2 separate regions of the Homo sapiens genome follow, and region 1 is linked to region 2. Evidence: read pairs that join two places in POLR2A ChIA-PET (ENCODE). Cell type or tissue: B cell. All regions are shown on one strand. Links, peaks and the distances in the headings refer to the core of each region. The heading gives the core; the rest is flanking DNA.

What was found. ChIA-PET counts read pairs that join two places held together with the same protein. Peaks named below come from ENCODE experiments on the same cell type or tissue, not always from the same donor. Only the 100,000 strongest peaks of a DNase experiment are listed, where the experiment ranks them.
Region 1: POLR2A ChIA-PET joins it to region 2 with 16 read pairs; 5 of 35 experiments call an interaction of 5 or more read pairs at or near these places.

Annotation. Positions count from the first base shown.
Region 1 is chr5:157,673,537-157,689,522 of GRCh38, reverse strand. It overlaps C5orf52 (chromosome 5 open reading frame 52), which reads right to left. Exons shown (of 3, transcript NM_001145132.2): 2 at 14,323-14,431; 3 at 9,365-9,682. The coding sequence ends at 9,524. Among named protein-coding and RNA genes, the nearest start is that of C5orf52, 10 kb to the right of the region's middle. In B cell, for the core only: no CTCF peak of the experiment used is centred there; no DNase peak of the experiment used is centred there.
Region 2 is chr5:157,541,980-157,557,965 of GRCh38, reverse strand. All of the region lies in intron 3 of ADAM19 (ADAM metallopeptidase domain 19), which reads left to right. Among named protein-coding and RNA genes, the nearest start is that of ADAM19, 26 kb to the left of the region's middle. RefSeq lists an enhancer at 977-1,036. In B cell, for the core only: no CTCF peak of the experiment used is centred there; no DNase peak of the experiment used is centred there; H3K4me3 peaks cover 620 bases; H3K27ac peaks cover 7,364 bases.

The DNA.
Region 1 (15,986 bases), core at 4,464-12,463, 130 kb before region 2:
CTTCCACTTTTCAGAACGCAGATCCTTTGGTCAGATAAAAGGATTCTGCTCTGTCAGAGTTTTAGGTGCTTTTCTTGTCGCTACTGATACTGCTGCTACCAAAAAAAATTATTTTTTCTTTTTTTTTTTTTCTTGAGACGGAGTCTCACTCCGTCGCCAGGCTAGAGCGGCGCTCGGCTCACTGCAACCTCCAACTCCCTGATTCAAGCGATTCTCCTGCTTCAGCCTTCCGAGTAGCTGGGATTACAGGCACGTGCCTCCAAGCCCAGCTAATTTTTGTATTTTTAGTAGAGACGGAGTTTCACTGTGTTGGCCAGGATGGTCTCAATCTCCTGACCTCCTGATCTGCCTGCCTCGGCCTCCCAAAGTGCTGGGATTTCAGGTGTGAGCCACTGCACCTGGCCAAAAAACATTATTTTTTTCTAGAGACAGAGTCTCACTTTGTTCCCCAGGCTGGTCTCAAACCTCTGGCCTCAAGTGATCCTCCTGCTTCAGCCTCCCGAAGTGCTGGGATTACAGGCATGAGCAACCGCACCAGCCTTGTTAATATTTCAGAGTCCTCAGATGGCTGCTTCATGCATCCTGTCCAGGGCTTTTAGTTTCAGCCAGTGGGAGAGACAGACTATGCTTACTCTATCTTACTTAGAACTAGAACCCCAAGAAATTTATTTATTTACTTATTTATTTATTCATTTATTTTTTGAGACGGAGTTTCTCTCTTTTTGCCCAGGCTGGAGTGCAATGGCACAATCTTGGCTTACTGCAACCTCTGCCTCCTGGGTTCAAGCGATTCTCCCGCCTCAGCCTCCCGTGTGGCTGGGATTACAGGCACATGCCACCATGCCTGGCTAATTTTGTATTTTTAGTAGAGACAGGGTTTCGCCATGTTAGCCAGGCTAGTCTTGAAGTCCTGACATCAGGTGATCTGCCCGCCTCTGCCTCCCAAAGTGCTAGGATTACAGGCACGAGTCACCGTGCCTGGCTGAAAGTTATTTATTTATTTATTGATTTAGAGATGGTCTCACTCTCTTGTCCTGGCTAGAATCCTGTAGTGTGATCACCGCCCACCGCAGCCTCAACCTCTCAGGCTCAAGTGATCCTCCCACCTCAGCCTCCTGAGTAGCTGGAACTTAAAGGCACTGGCCACCATGCTTAGCTAATTATTATTTTTTATATCTTTTTACATTTTTTGTAGAGACAGGGTCTCACCATGTTGCCCAGACCGGTCTCAAATTCGTGGGCTCAAGTGCTCTGCCTGCCTTGGCCTTCCAAAGCGCTGGGATTATAGGCGTGACCCACCACGCCTGGTCAGAAATTTATTTTACATGCTGATTTGTAGAAAAGGGAAAACAAATATAGTCCAACCACAATATCCCCATCCTCCTAACCTAGTCAACATCTTAGTACTGTGATATATTTCCTTCCTCCTGAGCATTTTTTTCCATAGTTGAGAAAACATAATTTTCACTCCTTCTTTTCAAAGTTTTAATTACTTTTTTTCTTTTAGATTTTTATACAAAATAGAGATGGGGTTTTGCTATGTTGGCCAGACTCGTCTCGAGCTCCTGGGCTCAAGTGATCCTTCTGCCTTGGCCTCTGAATGTGCTGGGATTACAGGCCTGAGCCACTAGGCCCAGCCATTGCTCCTTGCTCCTTTTTAAATCTTTTTTTTTTTTTTTTTTGAGACAGAGTCTGGCTCTGTCCCCCACGCTGGAGTGCAGTGGCACTATCTCTGCTCACTGCAAGCTCTGCCTCCTGGGTTCACGCTATTCTCCTGCCTCAGCCTCCCGAGTAGCTGGGACTACAGGCGCCCGCCACCATGCCCAGCTCATTTTTTGTATTTTTAGTAGAGACGGGGTTTCACCGTGTTAGCCAGGATGGTCTCAATCTCCTGACCTCGTGATCCGCCAACCTCAGCCTCTCAAAGTGCTGGGATTACAGGCTTGAGCCACCGCGCCTGGCCTAAATCTCTTTTTAAATATTCAGAATTGGACATGGTGTGACCAGGATTTCATATCCTAAGTGGGAGAAGTTAAGGTTGAGGGCTTTTGAGAGGTCCACATCCTTTTCCTAAACAGTTCACTCTGTTCTTTTGGACTCAGAGTAGAGCAGCCTTTTACTCAGACAACCCAGGAAGAAGGTCATGTTGAGGTTTGAATGCAGTCCTATAGTAGGGGAGAGTGAAATGGCCCCATCGCCTAATAGCCTGGCTTGGAACAGGGATTCTAGGCCTCTGTTTGATTTCATGAACCTTTAACTTTTCCACTCCAAAAGTGAGGAATCACTTTCTTTCCAAAGTCAATTAAATTTGGTTTGAGAAGTTTCTGTGAAGTTTATAATACACTGTCAGATAAACAGGGACATGTTGGCCCTGAGGATTTCTCAGAATGAACTCTGTTGAAATGGTGATCTCGTTACAAATCCCAGGGGCAGGTAACTCTTGACCTTGAAGCATGCAGCCCTGCTTTCCTATCGTGGAATGTTAAATCCAAATGCCCTTAGAGGCCAAGCGCAGTGGCTCATTTCTGTAATCCCAGCACTTTGGGTGGCTGAGGTGGGAGGATCACTTGAGCCTAGGAATTTGAGACCAGCCTGGGTGTAGGGAAAAGAAAGAGAGATCAGACTGTTACTGTGTCTATGTAGAAAGGGAAGACGTAAGAAACTCCATTTTGATCTGTACTAAGAACATTGTTTTGCCTTGAGATGCTGTTAATCTGTAACTTTAGCCCCAACCCTGTGCTCATAGAAACATATGCTGTATGGGATCAAGGTTTAAGGGATCTAGGACTGTGCAGGATGTGCCTTGTTAACAATATGTTTACAGGCAGGTTGCTTGGTAAAAGTCATCACCATTCTCTATTCTCGATTAACCAGGGGCACAATGCACTGCGGAAAGCTGCAGGGACCTCTGCCCCAGAAAGCCTGGGTATTGTCCAAGATTTTCCCCCGCTAAGACAGCCTGAGATATGGCCTCATGGGAAGGGAAAGACCTGACCGTCCCCCAGCCCAACACCCATAGAGTCTGTGCTGAGGAGGATTAGTATAAGAGGAAGGCCTGTGTCTCCTGCATGTCCCTGGGAACGGAATGTCTCGGTGTAAAACCCAATCGTACATTCGTTCTATTCTCAGATAGGAGAAAACCGCCCTGTGGCTGGAGGCGAGATATGCTGGCAGCAATTCTGCTCTGTTACTCTTTGCTACACTGAGATATTTGGGTGGAGAGAAGCATAAATCTGGCCTAGGTGCACATCCAGGCATAGTACCTTCCCTTGAACTTATTTGTGACACAGATTCCTTTGCTCATATGTTTTCCTGCTGACCTTCTCCCCACTATCACCCTGTCCTCCTGCCGCATTCCCCTTGCCAAGATAGTGAAAATAGTAATCAATAAATACTGAGGAAACTCAGAGACCAGTGCCGGCGTGGGTCCTCCGTTTGCTGAGCGCCGGACCCCTAGGCCACTGCTCTTTCTCTGTACTTTGTCTCTGTGTCTTATTTCTTTTCTCAGTCTCTCGTTCCACCTCATGAGAAATACCTACAGGTGTGGAGGGGCTGGCCCCCTTCACCTGGGCAACATAGGGAGACTCCTTCTCTACAAAAAGTTAAAAAAAAAAAAAATAGCCTAGAGTGGTGGTGCACACCTGTAGTCCCAGCTACTTGGGAGACTGAGGTGGGAAGATCACTTGAGCCCAAGGAGGTTGAAGCTGCAGTAAGCTATGATGGCACCACTGCACTGCATCCTTGGCAACAGGTTCTCACTCTGTTGCCAAAGACACAGTGCAGTGGTGCCTCAATAAATAAATAAAAATAGGAAAAAAAAAAAGTCCTAGGAATCCATTACCCTCCACCTCTGAATTGTGGCCCAGTAGCACCTAGGAAGGAGCTTGGGATGAATATTGAGAGGTGTGGATTCTCATCCTGACTCATCCACCACTTGGCCTTTTTTTTTTTTTTTTAGATGGAGTTTCACTCTTGTTGCCCAGGCTGGAGTGCAATGTCGCGATCACAGCTCACTGCAACCTCTGCCTCCCAGGTTCAAGTGATTCTCCTGCCTCAGCCTCCCGAGTAGCTGGGATTAGAGGCATGCGCCACCATTCCTGGCTAATTTTACATTTTTTAATAGAGATGGGGTTTCTCCATGTTGGTCAGGCTGGTCTCGAACTCCCGACCTCAAGTGATCCACTCGCCTCGGCCTCCCAAAGTGCTGGGATTACAGGCATGAGCCACCACGCCCGGCTCCACCACTTGGCTTTGACTTTAGGCAGACCCTGGAATTTTTCTGAAATTCTGCCTACTCTGTAAAATGGGAATCACAATGCCATCTGTGCATAGGAATGCACCCCACAGACCTCTAATTACAGAAAGCAAAATTGACTACGGGCTCCCAACTGTTGCACTGTGAAATCCATCATCATGTTTATACTGAGACCAGATTTCCTTCAAGCTTTTTCTAGCTAGTTCCTGGGTATATAAGGGATACTAAGGCAGGCCCATTTCTGGGAGACATGCTAGACCTGCCCTTGGCCAAACATTTGTAATGACTTTTCCTGAAAAAAAAAAAAAAAAAAAAAAAAGGATGTTTTATTGACTGAGCTGGGCAATGCCAGGCTGGTGGCTTCTTTTTTTCTGTTTCTATTTTTTTTCTTGTTTTTTTTTTTTTTTAAAGATAGGACCTCACTCTGTTACCTAGACTGGAGTGCAGTGGTGCAGTCACGGCTGCCACCTTAGCCTCCCAAGTAGCCGGGACTACAAGCATGTGCCACCAAACTTGGCTAATTTTTTTTTTTTTTTGAGTGACAAGAGCCAAACTCTATCTCAAATAAATAAATACATAAAAATAAAGTTTTGCACGTAATTTATGAAGCCCATAAAGGGCATCTTAAGGGCCTATACTCTTAGAACATTTCTGGAAGGACACACAGAAATGGTTATTGCTGTGGCCCTGGAGAGGAGGAGGGGAATTTTCCTTTATTGAATACCCTTTAAATGGAATTTTATATATAGTGCTTGTATTACAATTTTAAAGTTTTTAAACTTGTTAGTTATTTTAAAGGAACTGCTGTTCTAACACTTTGGAGTGATCACAAACTCACATACCTTCAGGGGCCAGGGAGATTAAGTGCACTTGGGTTTAGGGAGATGGCAGTGGTGGGAGCTGCAGCTAACTGCAGCTTCCATACCACACCCAAAGTACTTTAATTCAATACCATGAGAAGCATAGTGTTTGATCAAACCAATGCCCTGCTATTGGTCCCAGGACTATTAATTAGTGACCTCAGCTTAGAGTGATAGTGACAAGTTTTATCTGAAAATCTTTCAGAGGAGTCAATGATTCCTTAGTGAAGTATGCAGAATCTCTAAAGCAATGAGGGGTTGGGGGGACCACCATGGAAATTACCTGAGAGCTCCAGAGAATATGGCTGGTTCTGCATAATGCAATTTGCAAAGAAAGGGTTATCCATCCAAGCCTCTGTTTTCCTGATGTGTCCAACCCCTGCCTGGTGGAAACTCCTAGTCTGATGGGAGATGGACAGAGTCTAGTCTTGGAAGGCAGAGCTCATGTCAGGGCAGGCCCTGAAAGGTCTGAGCTGAATTTCCTCAGGTAGAAATGAGGGGAAATCTATATTCCTTTCAGGGTGAACAGTAGAATCAAAAGTTCTGAGGTGGGCCAGGCATAGTGGCTCACACCTGTATTCCCAGCACTTTGGGAGGCCCAGGCAGGAGGATCACTTGAGGCCAGGAGTTCAAGACCAGCCTGGGCAACACAGTGAGACCCCTGTCTCTACAAGAAGTGAAAAAAATTAGTGGGGCATGGTAGCACATGCCTATAGTCCTAGTTAAGAGGCTGAGGTGGGAGGATCACTTGAGGCCAAGACTTCAAGACTGTGGTGAGCTATGATCATGCCACTGTACTCCAGCCTGGGCAATGAGAGGAAGAGGAGGGGAGGGGAGGGAAGGGTGGGGGGAAGTGAGGAGGGGAGAGGAGGAGGGAGGGGTGGGGGGAAAGAAAGGAGGGAAGAAAAATGGAAGAAAGGAAGAACAAAAGGAAGAAAGGAAGGAAGGGAGGGAGGGAGGAAGGGAGGAAGAAAGTGAGTTCCAAGGTGGAAAATCAAGGGGCCTGTTTGGAGAAGTGAGAGAATTCATGGGATCTGGCCCATGGGAAGAAGTATGGGAAATCAGGTTGAAAAGGCAGATTCCAGGGAATCAGGCCCTCCCAGCCCTCTAATGTGACAAAGTTAAGGAAGAATTCTTCCTGGTGACCATTTCATTCTTGTGGAACGAGTGCACTCAGCCCCCCAGAAGTAACTGTGGAAGGCTTGGTTGGAACCCCAGTGACCAACCATTGCTCCTGACCAGGTTCCCAACAGGCACATGCTGGCTTGGGATGCTCCAAGGCCCCCTGGAGGATATGGATCTATCTCAACCCAATTTCCTCCTCCTAGGGGATTAACTGAACATGAGGGAAGAGAGCAGATCAGTGCTCAGAAAGGGAATGTATGTTGCTCAGGGTCTCAGAGGAAACTGAGGAATCACACAAGCTGAACTCCCACCTCTAGATTCTTATTCCAAGGCTCACTCCCCAGCACCAGGCTGCCTCTTGAAGTGTATGTGTCAACTCCAGGTACAACGCAACAATTACAATTCCCAACAGAACCCCCTTCCGATTCACCTACAAGATGCTAGGCCTTGGGCTAGGTTCTTGTCAAGCTAACTGGGTTCTCAGAACAAGCCTATAAGATAGGTACTACAATTATTCCCAGTTTCCAGATGAGGAAGGTGAAGCTCCAAGGGGCAAAATGACGTTCTTCTTTCTGCAAGGCAGAGCCGAGATTCCAAATCAGAGCCATTTGACTGCAAAGATCGTGCACATCAGATAAAAGAAACCTCACTGAAGCAGGGAGGGACACACACAGCCTTCCAGGCTTGGGAACAGCATTTCCAGATGTCAAAGGATCGTACAGAGAAAATACTGTGCAAACCAGATTCTCCCCATAAAGCCCAAAGGAGGCATCCTGCCTTCAGCCAGAGGCACCAGACTCCAGCAGCTGATTCCTGTTTCATCTGATTCCTGTTCTTCCTACTCCCCTCTCCACCACCCCGAGACTATTCAAATATAAGCTTTGGCTGGGTGCAGTTGTTCACACCTGTAATCCCAGTACTTTGGGAGGCTGAGGCGGGCAGGTCACCTGAGGTCAGGAGTTCAAGACCAGCCTGGCCAACATGGTAAAACCCTGTCTCTACACAAATACAAAAAAAAAAAAAAAAAAAAAAAAAAAGCTGGGCATGATGATGGGTACCTGTAATCCCAGCTATTGGGAGGCTGAGGCAGGAGAATCGCTTGAACCCAGGAGGCGGAGGTTGCAGTGAGCTGAGGATCGTGCCTTCATGAAAGCAGAGGATTTGAGTCTGTTTTGTTCACTAATGATTTCCAGCACCTACAAGAGTGCCTGGTATGTATAAGGAGCTATTAATAAATAAACATGTGTTGGATGATGTGGAAGGTGAATGTTTTTTAACTATAGGGAGTTTTTGTTTGTTTGTTTTTTGAGATAGGGTTTCCGCTCTCTAACCCAGGTTGAAGTGCAGTGGTGTGATCTTGGCTCACTGCAGCTTTGACCTTCTGGGCTCAAGTAATCTTCCCACTTCAGCTTCCCGAGTAGCTGGGAGTACAGGCATGCGCCACCACACCAGGCTGATTTTTCATTTTATTTTTTATTTTTTGTAGAGACAGGGTCTCACTACGTTGCCCAGGTTGGTCCCAAACTCCTGGCCTCAAGTGATCCTCCCACCTGGACCTCCCAAAGTGCTTGGATTACAGGCATGAACCACTGCGCCTGGCCAAACTTAAGACTATCGCACAAAGCTCCTGTATGGGGGTACTTCCATTAGCTGGAAGACGCAACTTGAATGACAGTGGCTTGGTGACAGAAGCTTTGAAAATGCTCCTGGATGAGCAGACTGGATAAGGAATACCACTGGGAATCACTTTGTAAAGTGATTAGTCAAGTTAAACTCTCCCTGAGTGATCATTTTGATAAGCCTGGACTTTCTTGCTTTGCTCAGAGCAGGATTTGTTTCCTTCCACTCAGCAGACATTCGTGAAGCATTATGTATGCAAAGCTCTGTGCCACATCTCAGGATCTGAGAAATGGAAGGAAGTGCAGAAATCACCCACCAGCCCCACCATTCCTGAAGAGCAAGTGGGAGAGCTGAAACCCAGAGAGAGGTTACTGAGGGAGGCAGGAGGTCCCAGTCCAAGGCCTGCCCCTGGCTCTGTCCCCTCGGCCCTCATAGGTCTGCAGACTTTCAAAGTCAGCAGTTGGACCAGGCCCAGAATTTTAATAGGCAGAGTAACACTTCTGACTTAACAAAGCGCTGGGCTGGAAAGTGTTCCTGCTAGGGGTCTCCAGGAATTAAATGACTTTGGTGGCCATGCACGGTGGCTCATGCCTGTAATACCAGCACTTTGGAAGGTCAAGAAGGGAGGATCACCTGAGGTCAGGAGTTCGAGATCAGCCTGGCCAACATGGCGAAAACCCTTCTCTACTAAAAATACAAAAGTTAGCCAGGTGTGGAGGCGCATGCCTTTAATCCTAGCTACTCAGGAAGCTGAGGCACGAAAATCACTCGAACCTGGAAGGCGGAGGTTGCAGTGAGCCGAGATTGCGCCACTGCACTCCAGCCTAGGCGATAGAGTGAGACTCCATCTCAAAAAAAAAAAAAAAAGAAAAAGAAAAAGAAAAAAATGCCATGTAGGAAATGACATACAGATAAGCCTTGAAGGATGAAGAGAGAGCTAAAGGGACATTCCAGATGAAGGATCTTCGCAAATAAAGCTACAGTGTGGGGACTATCCAGGTGTAGTCTGGAGAGCAGGCAGAACAGGGAGTGGGGACCACTGGAAGGCTACTGGAGCCATCATGGTGAGAACCACTGGAAATGATGAGCCCTGGGCTCAGCACTTTACATCCTCATGCTAGACCTTGGAGGTAGGTTCCCTTACTACTACCACATTCTTTCAGATAAGGAAATGGAGGTCCAAGGAGGTGACAAGGTCACAAGACTGACTGGTGGTAGAAATAGCACTTAAGCCAGGTCCTTCTGATGCCTCCCCCTGACCTCCTTACCACTGGAATGCCAGGCAGTGGCATTACTGAGGCCTTCCATCTAAGGTACCATTGTCCCAGCACACTTGGCCCGGCATGTCACCTCAGACATGTGGGCACCGAGAGGTCAATCTTTGCCTTAAGCATGGAAGCTAGCTTGATCCCACCTTTTTGAGTTGAGCATCTACGAGACTATCAGGACCTCCTTCACCAAATAGAGGGGATGCATGGGCAAGGAATATGAGGATTGCTGAGGATTTATTATGCTCCGCTGTCTGCTGGTTTCTGTTTATTGTTCTACAGTTGTGTAGGTTGTAGTTACTAGTTCTCCTCGGGTCACACTGGTGTCATCGTGACCCTGGGGCAGATCCCTTTGCCAGAACTAGGGTGGTTGGCCTTTCTTGGGAGACTGGAGTTTAAACTGGTGGTGGTATCCCGAAGGTTAAGTACCGGTTGCTGTTCACGGATTCCTCTCTCCATCGCCCGAGCTTTCTGAGCTGCTCTGTCATGAACTTTTTTTTCAGGTGTTCATAGTAGTGGCTGATCTTTTTCTTGGTCTTCTCTAAAGCGCTCACCTTACAAAAAACAGAGGTGAGGTTAGGATCAAGATCCTAAAGAGGTGAGATTAGGATTACTTCGCAGCAGGGCAGACATCTGTGCTACTGATGGGGGAGTGGGAAAAGTGTCAGCTGGACCCTATGTACATTCCATATACTTTGACTCACAGAGAGCCTATTTCTCTATTTGTAAAAAGCATGCATTAAGCTAGATAACTCCAAGGACTGGCGCAGTGGCTCACACCTGTAATCCCAACACTCTGGGAGGCCAAGGAGGGTGGATCACTTGAAGTCAGGAGTTTGAGAGCAGCCTGGCCAACAAGGTGAAACCCTGTCTCCGCTGAAAATACAAAGATTAGCCAAGCATGGTGGTAGGCACCTGTAATCCCAGCTACTCGGGAGGCTGAGGCAGAAGAGTTGCTTGAACCCAGGAGGTGGAGGCTGCAGTAAGCCGAGACCGCACCACAGCACTATAGCCTGGACAACAGAGTGAGACTCTGTCTCACACTGAATTCTACTTATTTCTTCTATTGTATAACTTCTGTCCTGTCCCCCAAAAGGCGGTAAGGTGTGGGAAGCCAACATCCTATGTCTTATGCATTTACTCCAATGAGCTAGCTACAGGAGAGGATACTAAGAAAAACTGCCACAGGTCTTCACAGTAACTCCAATGTAGTCAGGATGTAAGACACATGCCCAAATATTTCTTTTTTTTTTTCTTTTTTGAGATGGAGTCTCGCACTGTCACCCAGGCTGGAGTGCAGTGGCGCGATCTCAGCTCACTGCAAGCTCTGCCTCCTGGGTTCACACCATTCTCCTGCCTCAGCCTCCCGAGTAGCTGGGACTACATGCGCCCGCCACCACACCTGGCTAATTTTTTGTATTTTTAGTAGAGACGGGGTTTCACCATGTTAGCCAGGATGGTCTCGATCTCCTGACCTCGTGATCCACCCGCTTCGGCCTCCCAAAGTGCTGAGATTACAGGCATGAACCACCGTGCCCGGCCCACATGCCCAAATATTTCTAAGAGAGAAAGTGATCCACTTCCAAAAGAAGCACAGAGTTCAAGGAAGGGAGATATCACGACAAATTTCACTTGGCTGGGCGCTGTGGCTCACATCTGTAATCCCAGCACTTTGGGGGGCCAAGGCAGGTGGCTCACTTGAGGCCAGGAGTTTGAGATCAGCCTGGCCAACATGGGGAAACCCCATCTCTACTCAAAATACAAAAAAAACCTAGCTGGGTGTGGTGGCATGTGCCTGTAATCCCAGCTACTCAGGAGGCTAAGGCACAAGAATCGCTTGAACCCAGGAGGCAGAGGTTGCATTGAGCCGAGATTATGCCACTGCACTTCAGCCTGGGTGACAGAGCGAGACTCTGTCTCAGAAAAGAAAAGAAAAGCTACCCAGAGAAGTTAGCATATAAACTGAGGCTAGGTTTTGAAGGATGGGAGGGTTTGGGGCATGTAGAAACAATGTGGTGGGTGGTGATCCTGGGAATGTACGTTTTTTAACAAGCCCTCCAGGGGATTCTGATAAGCACTAACATTATCTGAAGACCTAGCACAAGGTTAAGCAAAGGACTTCTTCATAAAGGCCAGTCAATATTGACATGATTACTTGACATGAGGAATTAAAGAGGGAGGGTGGGCACTAAATGTCATAGTTCAAGTCCGTGTTCTCCAAACCTGGCTGAGCATCAGAAGCATTTCAGTTGCTTGATAGAAACGTAGGCCCCAAGGATTCTTGCTTAATAGGGTTTGGATGGGGGCCAGCAATCTCCACTTTTGTCATGCACCTGAGATTATTCTGATCCAGCCCCATTACCAAGTCGCTGCTATTACCACCATTTTCTTTTTTTCTTTTTTTTTTGAGACAGGGTCTCACTCTATTGCCCAGGCTAGGGAGAGTGCAGTGGCACAATCTTGGTTAACTGCAACCTCCACATCTTGGGTTCAAGCGATTCTTGTGCCTCAGCCTTCCAAGTATCTGAGATTACAGGCTTGAGCCACCACACCAGGTTAATTTTTGTATTTTTAGTAGAGACAGGGTTTCACCATGTTGGCCAGGCTGGTCTCAAACTCCCGACCTCAAGTGAGGCACCTGCCTCAGCCTCCCAAAGTGCTGGGCTTACAGGTGTGAGCCACTGTGCCCAACCTTATTACCACCATTTTCTTTTCTTTTCTTTTCTTTTTTTTTTTTTTTGAGAGGGAGTTTCACTCTTGTTGCCCAGACTGGAGTGCAATTATGCGATATTGGCTCATCGCAACCTCGGCCTCCAGGGTTCAAGCAATTCTCCTGCCTCAGCCTCCCAAGTAGCTGGGATTACAGGCATGTGCCACCACACCTGGCTAGTTTTCTATTTTTAGTAGAGAGGGGTTTCTCCGTGTTGGTCAGGCTGGTCTCGAACTCCCAACCTCAGGTGATCCGCCCGCCTCGGCCTTCCAAAGTGCGTGAGCCACCACCCTGGCTTACCACCATTTTCTAGTACACCCCATGACAGTAGGCTTTTTGGCCTCTCTCAACTAGTGATTTTACCTTGAGCATGACTCTTACCAATCAGGGTTTCTCAACCTTGACACTACTGACATTTTGAGCTAGGCAGTGTGTGGTGGAGGGCTGTCCCATACACTGCGGGATATTCAGCAGTGTCCCTGGCCTCTACCTACTAAATACAGAAAGCCACAAAGGGCTGGGCATGGTGGAACATGCCTATAATGCCAGCACTTTGGGAAGCAGAGATGGGCAGATCACTTGAGCCCAGGAGTTTGAGGCCAGCCTGGGCAATATGGTGAAACCCCGTTTCTATTAAAAGTGCAAAACATTAGCTGCGCATGATGGCACGTGCCTGTAATCCTAGCAACCTGGGAGGCTGAGGTGGGAGGATTGCTTGAACTCAGGAGGTTGAGGCTACAGCAAGCTGTGATCATGCCACTGCCCTCCAGCCTGAGCAAAAGAGTGAGACCCTGTCTCAAAAAAAAAAAAAAAGAAAAAAAAAGGAAATTAAAAAAAGGGGATACAAAGATGATGAGAGAGAATGGAAGACATACCTGGTGGTAGTACAGCCCCTGGCTACTTTCCCCAAAAACATTGGCGACTCTGCCCTATCCATCCTTGATTATGTAAACCCAACTTCTCTATCTTGCTCGAACTAGTTCAAGTTCAGTTTATGTTACCTGCAACTGAGAGGATCTTAATAGATCCTATTTTACAAATGAGAAAGCAGAGTCTGGAGGAAGTGTAATTCACACAGGGTCACACAAAGCTGGCTTGCCCATCTATTTCCACTACACCACACCCATGGAAGTGTAGCAGAAAGAGAAATGCCCGGGTCCCTACTCTTCTTTTGGTGTTTGTGACCTTCAAGAGGATCTGGCACCATCTCTTAAGGATCTCCAATTGTTTTTAATGTTAGAATTTTGTGGGCCCATCCAGACTTGACCCTGGAACATGGAAGGAAGCTCAAAAGAGTCAAGAAGCAGGCAGCAGCTGTGCGTGGTGGCTCACTCCTGTAATCCCAGCACTTTGGGAGTCTGAGGTGGGTGGATCACCTGAGGTCAGGAGTTTGAGACCAGCCTGGCCAACATGGTGAAACCCCGTCTCTACTAATAAAACAAAAATTAGACGGGCGTAGTGGTGCATGCCTGTAATTCCAGCTACTTGGGAGGGTGAGGCAGGAGAATTGCTTAACCCGGGAGGTAGAGGTTGCAGTGAGTTGAGATAGCGCCACTGCACTCCAGCCTGGACAACAGGAATGAAATTCTGTCTCAAAAAAGAAAAGAAGGTGGCAGCAGCTCAACCCTGGGCACCCTGCTCTGCTTGAAAGAATGAGTGTGTTTCTGGAGTCCATCTTGTTCACTTGTCTCTTCCTAGCGCCCAACACAGTACCTGTCCCAAGCAGGCCCTAAGGACAGGTTTAATGAATCCATCAATCAGGGTCTATGGGAACAGTGGGGTGACAGCACTCAGGATTTCGAGTAAGCAGGTGAAACTCTACCTGTCCATAGCAAAAAGTGGGAGAAGAGCCTCAGCTCTCATCTGGAAAATGGGGATAATCCCCAAAGGAAAAAATTGACAAGATGGTGTTGAGGCCCATTCAAACTCTAGGACCCAAGACTTTGGTTTTCTGTTTTTTTGTTTGTTTGTTTTTTGAGATGGAGTCTTGCTCTGTTGCCACACACCTGGCTGCCACCACACCTGGCTAATTTTTGTATTTTTAGTAGAGACAGGATTTCACCATATTGGCCAGGCTGGTCTCGAATTCCTGACCTCAAGTGATCCTCCTGCCTCAGCCTCCCAAAGTGCTGGGATTAGAGGTATGAGCCACTGCGTGTGGCCTAGGACCCAAGACTTTGTATGGGAGAAAATAAGAATCCATTCATGGATTCCCTAAATAGAGAGATAATGTGCTTTCAGAAAAAAAGACCCAAGAGACATGGAGTCTTTCTCTCTGGCTCCCTTAGCCCAGGAACAGGTGCGACACCTTGCGCAAGTCAGTAACCCCGAGTATCAATTGCCTCCTCTGTAAAATGGGGCCTGCCTTAGAGCACCTTGATGACTCCCTATCACCTCTATGATATCCCAGCATATAGGGAGAATGAAATGAATATGGGTCAAGCCACTAACACCCTCTAATGCAAAAGCTTGTGGCTACTTTACCTCCATCTCATAGATTCGTTGTGTGATGCGGTTATCATGAATAATCACCCGAGATAAATGGCTCTTGGGTAAAGTTTTTTTCATCGCTGCTTCACTGGAATTCATTAAGCTGGAGCAGGGAGGGAAAGGTGGCACAGGTTACAGACGGTTGGGGCCTGGGCCAGAGCACATTTGATGGGGTCCTGAGGGAGTGGCTGAGGCTTCCCCGGGTTTCTTGGGACAAGTGCAGCTCTGTCATAATTTTCAAAAGAACAGGGGAGTAACCACAGTTTCTTGTTGTGGAAAAGGTATGCTAAAGGGGTATTTCATGGTTACCCAGAAGAAAAGCCATTCTGAGGATGTAAAATGGCCTAGTGCAGTCCTTAAGAGAAGGGTTATCAGGAACTCAGAACCATCCTCAGAAGCAGTCACCCTTTTTGTGTTTTTTGTTTTTTTGAGGCGGAGTTTCACTCTGTCTCCCAGGCTGGAGTGTGGTGGTGCAATCTTGGCTTACTGCAAACTCCACCTCCAGTTCAAGCAATTCTCCTGCCTCGGCCTCCTGAGTAGCTGGCACTACAGGCACTCGCCACCATGCCTGGCTAATTTTTGTACTTTTAGTAGAGACGGGGTTTCACCATGTTGGACAGGCTGGGTTCAAACTCCTGACCTCAAGAGATACACCCACCTCAGCCTCCCAAAGTGCTGGGATTACAGGCAAGTGCCACCACGCCCACCCAGCCAAAAGCAGTCATCTTGATGATCCTTCTTAAGGATGAAATGGTGAGAGGAGTCTTAGAGGAGAGGAGTAAAGTTGTAGGGTAGGATTCAGAAGGATGAATCTGGGAGGTGTTTAGCTTGGGGGGCACTTGCTCTAGAGCATATGCTTCAAGGGGATCTGGGAGGTGGGGGGTTGGGGGAGTATAAATCAGAGCAGGGAGAAATGCAAATGAAAAGCTTGGACAGGTGTTAGGCTGGTTAACAGGGAAATTCTGGAAGAAAGTTTGGGGAGTTTAGAAAAGTGAAGGAGGTATGGGGTGGCTAGGGGTTTTAGGAGACTCTGAAAGGTGAGAGGTGAAAGATGGGGTGGGGTGGGGTAGAATGGAGCCAAGTACTCCAGGTGAAAATACAACAATTTGGTCAAAATGAGAAAATGGTGAAAAGTGGATACACTTACAGGCACTGAGTTTTCACTTTTTGATAATTTGGTTACACCACGAAGTAGTCTTATGAACATATATCTTTAAATGGTTTTGTCCATTTAAAAATAATTGTTCAGGACCGGGCAAGTTGGCTCACGCCTGTAGTCCCAGCACTTTGGGAGGCTGAAGCAGGCGAATCACTTGGAAGTCAGGAGTTCCAGAACAGCCTGGCAAAGATGGTGAAACCCCATCTCTGCTAAAAATACAAAAATTAGCTGGGCGTGGTGGTGAGCGCCTGTAATCCCAGCTACTCGGGAGGCTGGGGCAGGAGAATCACATGAACCCAGGAGGCGGAGGTTGCAGTGAACTACTTTACCATTGTACTCCAGCCTGGGCGACAGAGTGAGACTCCGTCTCAAAAAAAAAAAAATTGTTCATATTTTCTTTCTAAAATGTGGAAACAAAATGTACAATATTGAATAAATTTTGGTATGTCATAAAATAAAATACATGTAATTGTGTATGAAACATAGACACGGGTGGTGT
Region 2 (15,986 bases), core at 3,940-11,939:
TAAGCCAAACTCTCAACCCCACCCCAGCATAAGCAGGGTCTCCATTTGCAATGTACTGAATGTTTATGTCTCCCTTCAAATTCTTATGTTGAAGTCCTAGTCCCCAAGGTGATGGTATTAGGAGGTGGGGCCTTTTGGATATGATTCGTTTATGAGGGCTCTGCTCTCATGAATAGGATTAGTGCCCTGATAGAAGAGACCCGAGAGAATTAGCTCACCTTTTCCACCAGGTGAAGACACAGCTAGCAGCTACCATCTATGAACCGGAGAGAGGGCCCTCACTAGACACGAAATCTGCTGATCCCTTGATCTTGGACTTCTCAGACTCTAGAACCGTGAGAAGTAAATTTGTTGCTTATTTGCTACCCAGGTTATGCTGTTTTGTTATAGCAGCCAGAATGGACTAAGATGCCATTATTTCTAAAATATTGGACACATGATATCACTTTCTTAGGGTCCATTGCTTAAGCTCAGACTCAGTAATAAGCCTGGTGATCTGAAGGGATGCAGCTTCATGATACGCTTGTCTAAGGTATCAGAGAGCATCCAAAATTGAAATAGCCTAGATGTGTTGATTCTGAAAGCCTTGTGCACACAAGCCTTAAACATCCTAATCCATAGAGTAGAACAGATTTGGACTTTGGTCCCAGAGACCCTGATTCAATTCCAGATACTGACACTTCCGGTTGGGTGGTCTTTGGTAAGTCACTTGCCTTCTAAGTTTTACTTCTTCATCTGTATTCATAGTAATACTACTTGGCCAGGTGCAGTGGCGCATGCCTGTAATCCTAGCACTTTGGGAGGCTGAGCCGGGTGGATCACGCGAGCCCAGGAGTTCGAGACCAGCCTGGGCAATGTGGCAAAACCCTGTCTCTACCAAAACCAACCAACCAAACAAACAAAAAACCCCCACAAAAATTAGCCAGGCATGGTGGCACATGCCTGTAGTCCCAGCTACTCAGGAAGCTTTAGTGGGAGGATCTTTTGAGCCCAGGAGGTGAAGGTTGCAATGAGCTGAGATCATACCACCGCACTCTAGCCTGGTTGACAGAGCCAGATGCTGTCTCAAATAATAGTAATAATACTCACTGCTTTGTGAGCATTTGCTGAGAATGGATACTTCGGAAAAGGCACTTCACACAATGTCTTATTGAATCCTCATGGCAACCCTTTGAATGAGATATTGTTGTCTGCATTTTATAATGAAACTCAAGCATGAGGAGTTTAAATAATTTACCCAGTATTGGGCATAGCCAGGAGTCAAACTCTGGCCTGCCTGCCTCTTACTACATTATAGCACTTGCATAGAAAATAGAGACATTGATACCTTCATTGCAGGGTGTGGAAGGCTGAAAAATGCACCCTCTCCCCTCCAATGATAACCACATTCGAATCCCTGGAACATGTGGCAGAATCTTTGCAGATGTGATTAAGTTAAAGATCTTGAGGCCGGGCATGGTGGCTCACGCCTGTAATCCCAGCACTTTGGGAGGCCAAGGCAGGTGAATCACCTGAGGTCAGGAGTTCGAGACCAGCCTGACTAACATGGTGAAACCTGGTCTCTACTAAAAATACAAAAATTAGCTGGGCATGGTGGTGCGCCCCTGTAGTCCCAGCTACTCGGGAGGTTGAGGCAGAAGAATTGCTTGAACCCGGGAGGCAGAGGTTGCAGTGAGCCGAGATTGTGCCACTGCACTCCAGCCTGGGCAATAGAGTGAGACCCCATCTCAAAAAAAAAAAAAAAAAAAAAAAAAAAGAAAAAGAAAAAAAAACAGGTTATAAAAACCTTGCTGATAAAACAGGTTGCAGTAAAGAAGAGTCACTTGAGCCTGGGAGGCAGAGGTTGCAGTGAGCTGAGGTCACACCACTGCACTCCAGCCTCAGCGACAGAGCGAGACTCCGTCTCAAACAACAGCAACAACAACAACAACAAAATCAAAGATCTTGAGATGAGAAGATTATCTTGGATTACCTGGATGGGCCCTAAATACAATGGCAAATATATTTATAAGAGGGAGGCAGAAGGAGATTTGACTATAGACAGAACAGGAGACAGTGATGTGATCACAGAGGCAGAGATTAGAGTGGTGCAGCCATGAGCCAAGGAGAAGCTGGAAGAGGCAAGGAACAGATTCTCCCAGAGGGCACGCAGCCCTGCTGACCCCTTGATTTTGGCCCAATAATACCGATTTCATTCTTCTGACCTCTCAAGCTGTGTGAAAACAACTTTCTGTTGTTTGAAGCCACCAATTTTGTGACAATTTATTACACACTAGCCCCAGGAAACACACACACAGGGTTTGTGAGGTTAGGAGATAATGTATGACAATGCACTTAGTACAACGTCTGGCACATAGCAAGCAGGTTTTCAATACATGCTAATTTGTACTAATGCAACGTCCAGAACAAATGTTTTCAGGTGTTTTGGGGATGCAAGCTGTGACATGTGGCCCTTGCAGCTTTCTTCAAGCATGAAAATGACAAGAGAAAAAAACATATTGAGCAATAATCTGTGTGGTTATTGCTTATCTACATTACCCAAGTTCCGGGTCATGTTCTCTGATGCTCTGTCTGCCCTTAGGGAACTTCTGGCTGAGGATAACTAGGAATGATTGTCACATATTAACAAATGGTGATAGCTAAAAAGTAGGAGATGCCTGTATAACAGGCATCGTACTGTGGTATTTATATGGGTCATCTACTTCACTTGTCACAACCAACCAATGAAGAGTAGATTCCTATATTAGCCCTATTTGGCAGATGGGGACCCTGAGGTGTGGAGCAGTGTGACTTGCTAAAAGTCATGTGGGTGGGAAGAGCAGGGCCAGGATGTGAAACTAGATCTGTTTGACTCCCAAGTCCAGGCTTTTAACTGGGGCAGTATATTGCCTCTCAGATGCATAGTCCTGGCTCATTATGCTTTGGGCTCTTTTTTGGTTAGCACTGGCATTTCTTCTTCATTGTTCTACTCTCCCCCTTCCCTTTCCTCCTACCTTTCCCAGGCCCTGGTTAGAATTTGCATGTCAGTGTAATGTGATAGTGTAATCCAGGCAGGTGTGCATCCCAAGCTTGGCTCCTTGCACTACCTGGAGGTGTAAGCTTTGGCAAGTCGCTCAACCTTTGAGAGTCTCAGTTTTCTCATCTACGTGATGGGGATAATAACCTCATAGGATGTGTGTGGAATTCAATAACGTAATGCTCTTAAAGGATTTACAGGGTGCCTGGTGCACTATGAGAGCACAATAAATAGACACTGTTATTTGTGTTTTGCAGGGTCAGAAAAGCATTTAAGAATGAAGTCAGAGGGAATTCCCCTGAGTTGGTTTCCAAATGTAATTAAGAAGAGTTGACCTTAAAACCCATTGCCCCTGGGAGGAAATTACTTCTGCTCTCCAGCGATGCCCAGTTTGACCTAATTGTATCTCGAAAACACTGCTTTGCAGTGTTCTCCAGTGGGCCAAACTGTACCTCTTTTCTGTGCCTGCAGAATCAGATGAGGCCCTGAACTGTCCAATATGAGGTTGGGATTTGTTCACTGGTTCCGGCTCTCCTTCCAGGGATCCGCAGCCAGGGCTGCCTGTGCAGCCAGGAAGGATGTCCACGGTTTTCTTTTGTCTCAAGCTTATTTCTCCTGGCTGCTCTTCAGCAGGAGCACGGGGTAAAATGAATGGGAGGAAGCTGTCAACTGCCCTGTTGGCCTTAGATGGACCCTTATCCGAACTAAGGGAAGCTGTGGACTTGGAAGAAGTCAGGATGCTTGGGTTTGGGGACCCCTTTATCATCAGGCTGCTTACCTTCAGATAACAACAATAGCTGGCATTGAGGGAGTGAGCATTTACCATGAACTTAATATTTTATGTAGATTTTAAAAATCCCTATGTATATTTATATACAAATGAGGTCATAGTGTATTCTTGGTTTTGTAACCTATTTTTTTTCACTTGGAAATATAGCATGGGCATTTAAAAACATTTAAAAGATTTTACATGGAACTTTTTGGAATGTTTGACATTTTTCATAATAAAACTTCAGAGAAAAATTAAACAAGTTATAGAGTTTTTAAATGCATGGTATCGTACTTTATATACTATTTTATAATTGGCTTTTTTATTTTTTGTCTTCAGTGTCTTTCCACATGAGCACATTTATAGACCTGTTTCATTCTTTTTAATGGTGACATAGGATTCCACTGAATGGATGAATCAAAATTTATTAATTTCCTTATTAACTGACAGTTAGGTTTCTGATTTCTTGTTATTACAAATAATCCTAGCAATAGGATTGTACATAATCTTTAAGCACATTTGCAAGTATTTCTGTAGCACTGATACCTAGATGTAGAGTTACAGGATCCTATGGAGTACACAATTAAAACGCTTTTAAATTTTGACAAGTTGTACCTCTCACTCCACAAATACCTCCCCAAAGGCTGAATGTACCATTTTGCATTTATACAACAACAGATACCTCCCCAAAGGTTGAATGTACCATTTCACATTATGAGCATATTATAAATATGTCTCCATGTACCTTTATCATATTTAAAAAAATTAATTAGAAGTTCTATTTTTACTTACTTTTTAGCCCATGAAACAAATCTCAGTAATTTTATCTTTTCCTTTTTTAATTTTTAATTTTTGTGAGTACATACATAGTAAGTGTATATATTTACGGGGTACAAGAGATATTTTGATACAAACATGCAATGTGAAATAAGCACATCATGAAGAAAAGGGTATCCATTCCATCAGGCATTTATCCGTTGCATTGCAAACAGTCCAATTATACTCTTTATTTTAAAATGTATAGTTAAATTATTATAGACTGTAGTCACCTTGTTGTGCTATCAAATAATAGGTCTTATTCATTTTTTCTATTCTTTTTTGTACCCATTAACTATCTGCATCTCCCCACTACACCCTTCCCAGCCTCTGGTAACCATCCTTCTACTCTTTCTGCCCAGGAGTTCAATTATTTTGATTTTTAGATCCTACAAATAAGTGAGAACATGGGATGTTGATCTTTCTGTCTGTACCTGGTTTATTTCACTTAACATAATGATCTCCAGTTCCATCCATGTTGTTGCAAATGACTGGAGCTCATTCTTTTTTATGGCAGAATAGTACTCCATTGTGTATATGTACCACATTTTCTTTATCCATTCATCCCAGATAGAGACTTAGGTTGCTTCCAAATCTTGGCTATTGTAAACTCTGCTGCAACAAACACAGGAGCACAGGTATGTCTTCAGTATACTGATTTCCTTTTTTTTTTTTTTTTTTTTTTTTGAGTAGAGTCCCGCTCTGTCACCCAGGCTGGAATGCAATGGCACAATCTCGGCTCACTGCAACCTCCACCTCCCAGGTTCAAGCAATTCTCCTGTCTCAGCCTCCCGAGTAGCTGGGACTACAGGCACACACCACCATGCCCGGCTAACTTTTTGTATTTTTAGTAGAGACGGGGTTTCACCTTGTTGCCCTGGCTGGTCTCAAACTCCTGTTGCCCAGGCTGGGCTTGAACTCCTAAGCTCAGGCAATCCACCCACCTCAGCCTCCCAAAGTGCTAGGATTACAGGCATGAGCCACCGTGCCTGGCCCACTGATTTCCTTTCTTTTGGGTCTATACTCAGCAGTGGGATTGCTGGATCATATGGTAGCATGACATAGTGGTTGTACTAATTTATGTTCCCACCAGCAACGTACACAAGGGTTCCCTTTTCCCCACATCCTCACCAGCATTTATTATTGCCTATCTTTCAACTGGGTGAGATGATATCTCATTGCGGTTTTTTTTGTTTTGCTTTGTTTTGTTTTTTGAGACAGAGTCTTGATCTGTCCCCCAGGCTGGAGTGCAGTGGTGCGATCTTGGCTCACTGCAACCTCCGCCTTCTGGGTTCAAGCGATTCTTGAGCCTCAGTCTCTTGAGTATCTGGGACTACAGGTGCACGCCACCACACCTGGTTAATTTTTTTGCATTTTGTATTTTTAGTAGAGATGAAGTTTTGCCATGTTGACCAGGCTAGTCTCAAACTCCTGGTCTCAAGTGATCCATCCCAAAGTGCTGGGATTACAGGCATGAGTCAAGGCACCCAGCTTGTTGTGGTATTGATTTGCATTTCTCTGAAGATCAGTGATGTTGAGCACCTTTTCATATGCTTGTTTGCCATTTTTATGCCTTCTTTTGAGAAATGTCTATTCAAAGCTTTTGCCCAACTTTTGATTGGATTATTAGTTTTTTTTTTTCTTATAGAGTTGTTTGAGCTCCTTATATAGTCTTGTTATTAAGCCCTTGTCAGATGGGTAGTTTACAAATATTTTCTCCCATTGTTTGGGTTGTCTCTTCACTTTGTTGATTGTATCCTTTGCTGTTCAGAAGCTTTTTAACTTGTTGTGATCCCATTTGTCCATTTTTTCTTTGGTTGCCTGTGCTTGTGGGGTATTGCTCAAGAAATTTTGCCCAGACCAATGTCCTGGAGATTTTCCCCAATGTTTTCTTGTTGCAGTTAAATGGTTTGAGGTCTTAGTTTTTTTGGTCTTTTTTTTTTTTTTTTTTTGGGGTTGGGGGGACAGAATCATGCTCTGTTGCTTAGGCTGGAGTGCAATGGCGCAATCTCAGCTCATTGCAGCCACTGCCTTCTTGGTTCAATTGATTCTCCTGTTTCAGCCTCCCGAGTAGCTGAGATTACAGGCGTGCACCACCACGCCAGCTAATTATTTTCTTTTTAGTAGAGACAGGATTTCACCATGTTGGCCAGGCTGGTCTGCAACTCCTGACCTCAGGTGATTCGCCTGCCTCGGCTTCCCAAAGTGCTGGGATTACAGGCATGAACCACTGTGCCTGGCCTGAGGTCTTAGATTTAAGTCTTTAATCCGTTTTGATTTGATTTTTGTATACAATGAGAGATAGGGGCCTAGTTTTATTCTTCTGCATATGGTTTTCCCACCATTTATTGAAGAGACTATCATATCATTTTCGTGGCTGTGTGATATTATAGTCTATGTGTATGCATGATTAACTCTTACAGCTTCTTATAGTGAAAAATTATCAAACGTGCAGAGTAGAGAGAATGATGGTATGAATCACTGTATACCCAACTGAGTCAAAGCGAATTTACATGTAACGTGGATATATAAAGGCAAGTTGCCCTTGGCTCCTCTGCAAGTTTATATCTCACTGCCCTTGTTGAGAGATCCTGTTTTCCCAAACACACCATTGAGTTGATTATTGAGCTTGGGCAGACTCTTTAAACCCAAGCTCTCTTGTCTTTTTTTTTTTTTTTCCAAACAGCTTTACTGAGATACAACTCACATACCATATAGTTCACTCATTTAAAGTATACAATTTCATCTGTTTTAGTATATTTACAAAGTCATGCAGCCATCGCCATAATCTGATTTTAGAACATTTTCACCACTCCAAAAGGAAAAAACATCAGCAGTGTTATGAGTTGAATGGTGTCCCCCCAAACTCATATGTTGAAGTCCTTATCCCCAGTACCTCAAAGTGACCTTATTTGGAAATTGAGTTGTGGATGTATTTAGTTAAGATGAGATCATACTGGAGTATGGCAGGTCTCTAATCCAGCATGAGTGGTGTCCTTTTAGAAGGGGGAGGTTTGGAAACAGACACACACTCTGGGAGAATGCCATGTGAAGATTAGAGTTATGCCACCACAGGCGAAGGAACTCAGAAGCCAGGAGAGAGCCTGGGATAAGCCCTTTCCTTGCACCTGCAGAGAGAGGATGATAGCTTGATCTTGGACTTTTAGCCTCAAGAACTGTGTGACATAAACTTCCGATTTTTAAGCCACTTGGTTTGTGATACTTTGTTACGGTAGTCCTAGAAAAGGAGCACAGTCATTCTTCATTCTCCCCCACCCCACGTCAGTCCTATGAAGCTGGCAATCTGATGTCTCCAGATTTACTTATTCTGGATGTTTCATGTAAATGGGATTATACAATATGTGGTCTTTTTGACTGGCTACTTTCACTTCGGGTAAAGTTTTTGAGGTTTATTCGTGTTGTAGTATGTATCAGTATTCTTATTGCTATATGGTATTACATTATATAGATATACCACATTTTGTTAACCCATTCATTAGTTGATAGATCTGCCTTTTAAGCTCGAGCTAATTTTTCTCCATTCTACAAGTTTGATTTCAGGGGATACTGATTGAGCACCTCTATGTAGAATCCTGTGCTAGGTGCTGTAGAGACTAGGCATGAAAACAGGATATTCTTACCTTCTGGCAGTTTAGACTCTGTGGGAGAGAAAACAGCATGCAAACAGCATAATCCAAAACAGATTACAAATTTACATGGTAGAATTGAAAGTAAAGAACTGCGAAGGCAAGAGGAACGGGAATTTGTGACTGGGGAAGAGGGGAGCCTTCCCTAATGAGGGTTACTTGAAATATTGTCTTGCAGAATGATGGGAGGCTTTTGATGAGGGAGGGAGATGAGATGAATGGAGAATGAGAAAGGAATTCAGACTGAGAAAACAATGTGTAAATGTTTGGTCTGGATCAAAGGGAACCTAAAACTGTAGTGCTACTAATCTTTTAGGAATTTAGTATCCCTAACTAGCCAAATATTTGAATTCAGAAGAGTGATATGTTGAGGTTGGGGAACGGGTTGCTTTTTCTTCCACTGGTGGGCTACCAGAGGATTTGAGTGGCATAGAGCTCAATATTTTAATTCTCCCATTTTTGACTTTGAGTTGCATTCTCTTGCCTCAGGCAGACCCATGTGGTCAGGGAAGTAGGTGAGCTACTTCTAGGAAACATACTTGAAGTGCACTTAAAAGCTAGGCTGTATTTCTACACCTTGGAAGAGAAGTAGCTTTCCTCCCACCCCTCCCCACTGAAGAACAATTTGGGCTGAGCCAAGAGGATGGAGGTGTACTTGGTGGATGGAGCCCATGGATTGGAAGGGGCTGAGCACAAGGCATTGATGGCTTCTTCACAACTTCTGTAGATGGGGAAGCCTCCTGAGATGCAAGGCTGGTGGGCGGGATGCAGACGGATTTATGGATATACATTTGGATTTGGGAGAGGCTCTTTCGGCCTTCTCTTTTCTCCCAGCTCCGAGGATGTGATTAAACTCTTCATCTAGGCTCTCTGGAAATTGGAGGGTGTTTCCTACTCTTTACCCTTTGTGGTTGGGCAATGGAGCATGACTATCCTGGAGAAAAATGAGAGGAGGCTGACAATGTGGCCCCTGGACAGATTCTGTCCTGAAAATGAAACTACATTTACATTTCACCCAGGAGATGTTTTTGATTTTGAGCAATTAAGATTTGCTTTTTCTTTATTTAGAACTCAGTGACATACACAGACCTTTGGCTGACCCCTTGAATAAACTAAGTGAATAGTCTTCTGGGTACTATGGGGCAAGTTGCTAGGTCTTGCACAAACTCAACTGGGGCAGGTATTGAGTCAGAGAATCCCTGGCTTTTCTGGCAAGTCTCTTCCCAGTGTACTGGGCTTGAGTTCTGGACTACTCATTGAGAATTCCTAATTTATGTTATTCCTTTCTTCTCTTCCTTCATTAAACAAATATTGTGAGTGCCAACTATGTGGCAGGCACTGGGATAGGTCCTGGTTATTCCCGGGAGAATCAATGGTGATCAGAATAGTCTCTGCCATCATGGGGCTTAGAACGTAGTAGAGGGGACAGATAATTAAACAGTTACAGAACAATGTGGGACCTGCTAGGAGGGAGGAAGTAGAGGGTACTGTAGGAACATGGGGAAGGGGAACTTCCTCTGGATTGGGGGCACGGGAAGTCTGATAGGAGGAAGTAAAGAAAAGGGGGAGTGTGATGGTGGTGGAGAGTGTGGCAGAGTTGGCTCATACAATAGGGAGTATGTGCCAGGCAGCACAGATCACAGGATCAAAGGCCCAAAGGCAAGAATGACATTGAAAATGAAAAGTTCTCTATAGTTAGAACAGAGAGCAGGAGGAAGGAAATGATGAGAGAAGAAATTGGTGAGGCAGGCAGAGGTGAGTCCTTAAAGGGCCTTGTAGGCACCTTAAAGAGTTTGGGCTTTTATCTCTAGGGCAATGGGAAGCGGATGAAGAATATTTTAAAAGTCACATAGTGACAGCATCCAAAACGCATTTGAGAAGGACTAATTTAGGGAAGAGGTAGCTGATATAAAGAGAAGAGGATAGATTCCAGAGATATTTATAGGGTGGAATCATGGAAACTGGGAAATGGGTTGCATGTGGGCTGAGGGAGAGGGTGGTTTCAAGGGACAGTCCAAAGTTTCTAGCTTGAATAAGTAGCAGGATAGTTGTCTTAATTCATTTTGCATTGGCAAAACAGAATCCTAGAGACTGGGTCACTTATAAAGAAAAGAAATCTGTTTCTCACAGTTCTGCTGGCTGGCAAGTCCAACATCAAGGTATCAGCGTCTCATGAGGGCCTTCTTGCTATGCTACCCCATGGTGAAAGGGAGAAGGGCAAGATAGCACATGAAAAAAAGAGCAAGAGAGCAAACTTGCAGCCTCAAGCCCTTTTATAACAGCATTAATCCACTCATTATGGTGGAGCCCTCATGGCCTAATCACTCCTCATGAGGCCTACCTTCCAACACTGTTGCATTGGGGATTAAGTTTCCAACACAGGCTTTTGCGGGGATACATTCAAACCACAGCAATGGTGGTGTCTGTCCCTGGAGTTTTCCTTAGCTTGTGGTGGGACCTTGGACAAGCCACCTCTTTCCTTGGATCTTTAGGTTTCTCATTAGATAGGTAATTAGACTCAATGGACTAATTAGACTAGGTAATAATTCCTAGTCACCACCTTGGCAGGATCATCATGGGGATGCAATAATAAAACCTGTGTGAAAAGCAGTGTCCTGTACTCTTTCCATAACGCTGACAGGCCCAGCAGAAGCAAAATCTGTGCCTCCCCTGGTTTTCTCTGTTTTCTCCTCCTTATCTAAAATTCTAAGCACTTGGTCTCTTAGGAACTGGTGAGACCTCTGCCCATTCCAGCAGCTGAGGCTTCATTGGGGACCTCTCTAGGGATTCTGAAACCGGCTTTTGTTGAAAACAATGATATCATTGAGTAGGTGGAGCTGGGCCGGACTTTCCTCAGCCGGTTGAAGGAGAAATGGGGTCTTTATGACTTCTGTACTTGTGGCTCTTTTCCAGCCTCTTCCATGGCTCCCATGTGTCTCACTTCCCCCCTTTCCTCCTTGCAGAAAACTGGCAGTCTCCACGTTTTCTCCTCTTGCATCAGTCTCCCCGGGGAGAGGGCCAGAAGGGCCAAGGAGCTATAATGGCTGCATTATATCAAGCATGGTTTCTTTTTCCAAGGCCCCCCTTCTGGAGAAGGGAAGGGCAAGTCATGGAAAGGGACTCCTTTGGAGGGAGACTGGAGTGCTGGGGAAAAGAGTGATCTAAGTGTTGGAAGGAATGTCAGGCTCTTTGTATTCTAGAAGCTCTTTATCTCTTGACTCACTGATGCTAGATTTGGGGCTTGGGTAAGAATGCAAAGGTCAAACTGGCCTCTCAGGGATATGGTGATAGGAATATGGGTTTGGAGAAGGAGGGCAGCCATGTTGAGTGAGTATCCTTAATTCCTGATCCCTAGACTGGCCTTGCTCTCTGCTCTCAACACGCACACATGCATGCACACACGTGTGCGTGCACATATACATCCCTTCTCCATAACTGTGTAGACAGCTTTTTAGGAGAAACTAGAAATTGGTTACCACACTGGTTTGCAGCTGTTCCAGGAAGGAAGATGAGCTGTGAAACAGTGCCTTCTGGGGACCAGACAGTGACACCTGCCCTCTGCATGGTGTCAGCATTTGCCAAGCACTTGGGAGCTGCAGGTGCCAAGCCAGGAGAGGGGCAGGAAACCTAGGCCTGCCTCACTGGCTGCTGAAGCCCCATCCCCTAGCATAGTGCCTGCACATCACGGACCTCCATACATGTTTGTGGAGGGTGCAAGTGGACTTGCAGGTGCAGGGCCTGCAAGGCCTGATGCTCAGAAAGGTGCTGCGTCTTGATCAAGGACCCCCAGCAAATAGTGACGAAATCAAGCTGTGAGAAACTCTGGCCTCCTGATGCCAGGTGGCCTGCAGTTTGTACCACATTACACTGCTTAATATGCAGTTATTCATGAGATTGCATGAAGAGCCTTTCTCTCTGCCTACTGGGTGTGTCTGGATGGCCCAACTCTTGGCTTGTCTACCACTGACATTTAGCTTACTCTAGTTTATTGAAATGATGGGTTTAGAAACAAAAACTGTGTGATGCTGGGCAAGTTGCTTTTGCTTTTTTTCAGATTCTTCATCTGTAAAAGTGGAGGTCAGGGTTGGGCAGAGAGGGTGGTATATAAATAATGTTTCATTGCGGTAGACTCTGTAACTTACACACTAACCCTCGCTTCTCCTAAACAATCTTTTTGGAAAGGATATGGGGCAACGCATAGAATGAGGGAAAAGTTGAAAAACTAAGGTTTGGAAAGGTTGAGATCCTAGAATGAATAGACGGTCCCTTCATGTACTATCATCTTGAAATTCTGAGATGAGATCTGACTGTCCAGGCATATCATGAAGCATTCATTTGGCCAGGCAAGGGCAGGGATCTTGACCAACTCCAGGTGCCCTAGTCAGCAATGCAACGAGAGGGGAGTATTTCTTTAAATGCAAGTTGGGCCACTGTTTATCTCAAGAAGGTGGCATGGATGCTGGGCAGGCTCTGACAATAGGTATCCACTATGATCTATGAGGGCTTTCCAAGTTCTGACATCCTTGACTTATGCTTTGGGTGCGGTCTGTGTCTTAGTATGCTAAGAAACATTGGGCAAGTTTATGAAAGTTACTGGGATATTTAATCAGAGCTTAAAAAGGGCTAAGCACCTACATTTAGCAGGCTGGTTTGTGGTCCTCACCTACCTGTTTTATGTTTGTTTGTTAGTTTCAGGGAGTGGTCCGCTTATTCCCTTTTTTCTAAGCATATTCTCACAGCTCCAGTGATCTCAGAGGGTCCTTCTCTTCATTTCCCCTGTGTCTTATCCACACCGTTTTTCTTTATGATATGGCAGTTTCCTCATACCCTCTTACATTCGTCTTTCCCTTCAGGTTTTCTGTGGTATCGGCTAATCTGATCAACACTGTGGTTATTTACCAAAAACTGGTTGCTAGAGAAGTTGTTCCTACTCACCATTTTCGCTTTTAGATTTTTCTCAGAAATTCTAAAGGTAGCACCTCATTTCCCCGAACTGTTCTTATCTAATTCCAACAAATACACATAATGGGCTATTCGGGACACTGGAAAACAAATTTGTGAACTCTTCTTGGGTGAGCCATTTTGAGGGCCCCGCAGGTCCCTGCCAGTTAAGTTGTCTGATCTCAAGAAGTCAGCTCTATTTGTGCAGAGAGGTTACCCATCTTCACAGAGGCAGCCACGAGGGAGGCCTGAAGAGGATTAAGTAAAGACCCTGCTGGCCAAAGGAGTCAGTGGTGCTCATCCAAACATCCTTTGGTATATAATGTAAAAGCAAAACACAGGACCAGAAACTGGTCGGAAGGGTGCCAGGTCTTGTGCGGACTGGGAGAAGATGTCGTGGGAAGTGGTTGGTGAAAGGGAGTGTTGACTTAACGCATTGTTTGGAAACTTCCTTAATAGGAAGTTAAAGAAAACATACTGAGTAGCATTGGCCTTTTGCCAGGCTTCTGGATGGCGCCATTTTTGCCTTCGGAGTGTTGCTTCCAAAGCTGGTCCTCTGGCAACGATGGTGCTTATTCAAGGGAGTCCCTGGGATAGGAGGAGGTCCCAATTTTTTACTCTAGGAGCAACCTCCAAAGTTCCCCCTTCCTTCGCCTTTCTGTTCCCTCATAAAGGAATGTGTCTGCTTGCAGCCCCCTGGACTCATCAGTCCCTTATTTGGCTTTAGGGCCATGCCTTTGGCACGTTGGTTTGTTTCCATTCCTTTGGAGTCAGAGGTGGAATGAGTACTGATGTAGAAATCTTGGTTCTGAAGCAGCTCTGGCTGTCTCTTCCCTGCTTTTCTTTCAGCATCTTAGAAAACAAAACAATACTCACTGAATTTATTTTGTCCCAAATCTAGACTAGTGCAGGCCATGACATTAGAATAGCACTCTGCTTTTCAGAGACACTTTCCAGTACCTGTCTGTCCTGGGCATTGCCATTTCTGCTTGATAGAAAGGGAAACTGAGGCTGAGTAGTTTGTGACTTGCACCGTATCACCTAGCCAGTTAAAAAATATTGTCAAAATTTACAAACCCAGAAGGAGAGAGACTAGTATTATAAACCTCAGATGCCCATTACCTAGATTTAACAATGATCAAGATTTTGCCACGTGTATATATAGCTAGTGCTGGAGAAAATGATAGCAATATTTGTAAAGCACAAATACTTTCTACTTTACAAATAATTCTTTCACATTTGTTCATATGATCTTCCTATATGCCAGGCACTATTCTAACATCTTACAGGGGCACTGTGAAGTAGATTTTGTCATTCTCCTCATTTTATGATGAGAAACCATAGGCACGGAGAAGTTACTGACCAGTCTGAATTCACACGACTTATAAGAGCTAGGATTTGAATGTATTTTCTCATTTGATCCTCAGCATCGCTGTGATACTGATGGTGATTATTAGTCTGTTCATTTTGCAGTCTAGAAAATGGAGGGGGTTTATGTGGCTCACGTGAAAACAATTTTTATACAAATACATAGTGAGCACTTCTCGAAGTTTTATTTATCTAATTAATGGGCTAACCAGCAAGATGATAAAACTGGTTTAAAATTGGATAAGGGAAACTAAGACGTATTTGTGTGGCGGTGTGTGTGTATTTAATAGTGAAAAAAGGAATGCTGAGATAAGATTGCTAAATTAGACACAAAACTAGTTAATATCCTAGGGGCTGTAAAATCATAACCTTTGGGGTTATCTTTTCTACTAGATGGAAATATTTGCATTTCTGTTGTATCTTATTAAGTTTTTACAAGTTAACATCTGATTTTACAGAGTGGAACAAGGGCTGTCCTAATTAATTGTAAATAGTACATCTTTCAAAGCCACACTCTTCCCATAAAGTCCAGAGAACCGTAGACAGGCCTCTGAGAGTCTAAGGCTTGGCTGTGCTCCCTTAGTGTTTTTTAATTTAATGTTTTGAGACAGAATCTGGCTCTGTCACTCAGGCTGGAGTGCAGTGGTGCAATGTCAGCTTACTGCAGCTTCCGCCTCCCGAGTTCAAGCGATTCTCCTGCCTCAGCCTCCTGAGTAGCTGGGATTACAGGTGCGCGCCACCACACCTGGCTATTTTTTTTTGTAGAGACGGGCTTTCGCCCTGTTGTCCAGGCTGGTCTGGAACTCCTGGCCTCGTGTGATCCACCTGCCTCGGCCTCCCAAAGTCCTGGGATTAGAGGCGTGAGCCATTGCACCCAGCCCTGGCTGTACGCTTGTGTGACATTGAGAGGAACCATAGTCATCTTTTGCTTCATTTCCAGGCTTTGGAAGGGCAGTTGCCTAGTGCAGCTGCTGCTTAAACCAAAGCATTCCGACTTTCCCTCTATGCTGGGTTAGCACCATCTTTAGACTTTTGGAAGGTGATTAGGAGGCTAGAAATAAAAAAAAGAATTAAAAATGTTAAAATTGCTCAAATGGAGTAGAATAATTCCCAGAACCCGAAAACATAAATCACCTGAAAAAAAAAAAACTATTAAAAATACAGATTTCTTAATCCTTCCCTAGAAAAGGGAGGGGATTGTGTATTTTTGAACAGTCTTTCCAGGTGTTGTGCAGTTGTTGGGCTAAGTCGCATGGTGAGAACATTATTACTAACATAGGCAGGATGAAGACCCTCCAGGTGAAATAAGAGAGACCAGAAAAGTGGACCTCCCAAGGCATCATCAGGGTATAAATGCCTGGAGACTCTTGGAAGAATTAGATAGAGAAAGGCCCAGAGAAAGGAGGTGTCAGCAAAACTTGCTACTGAG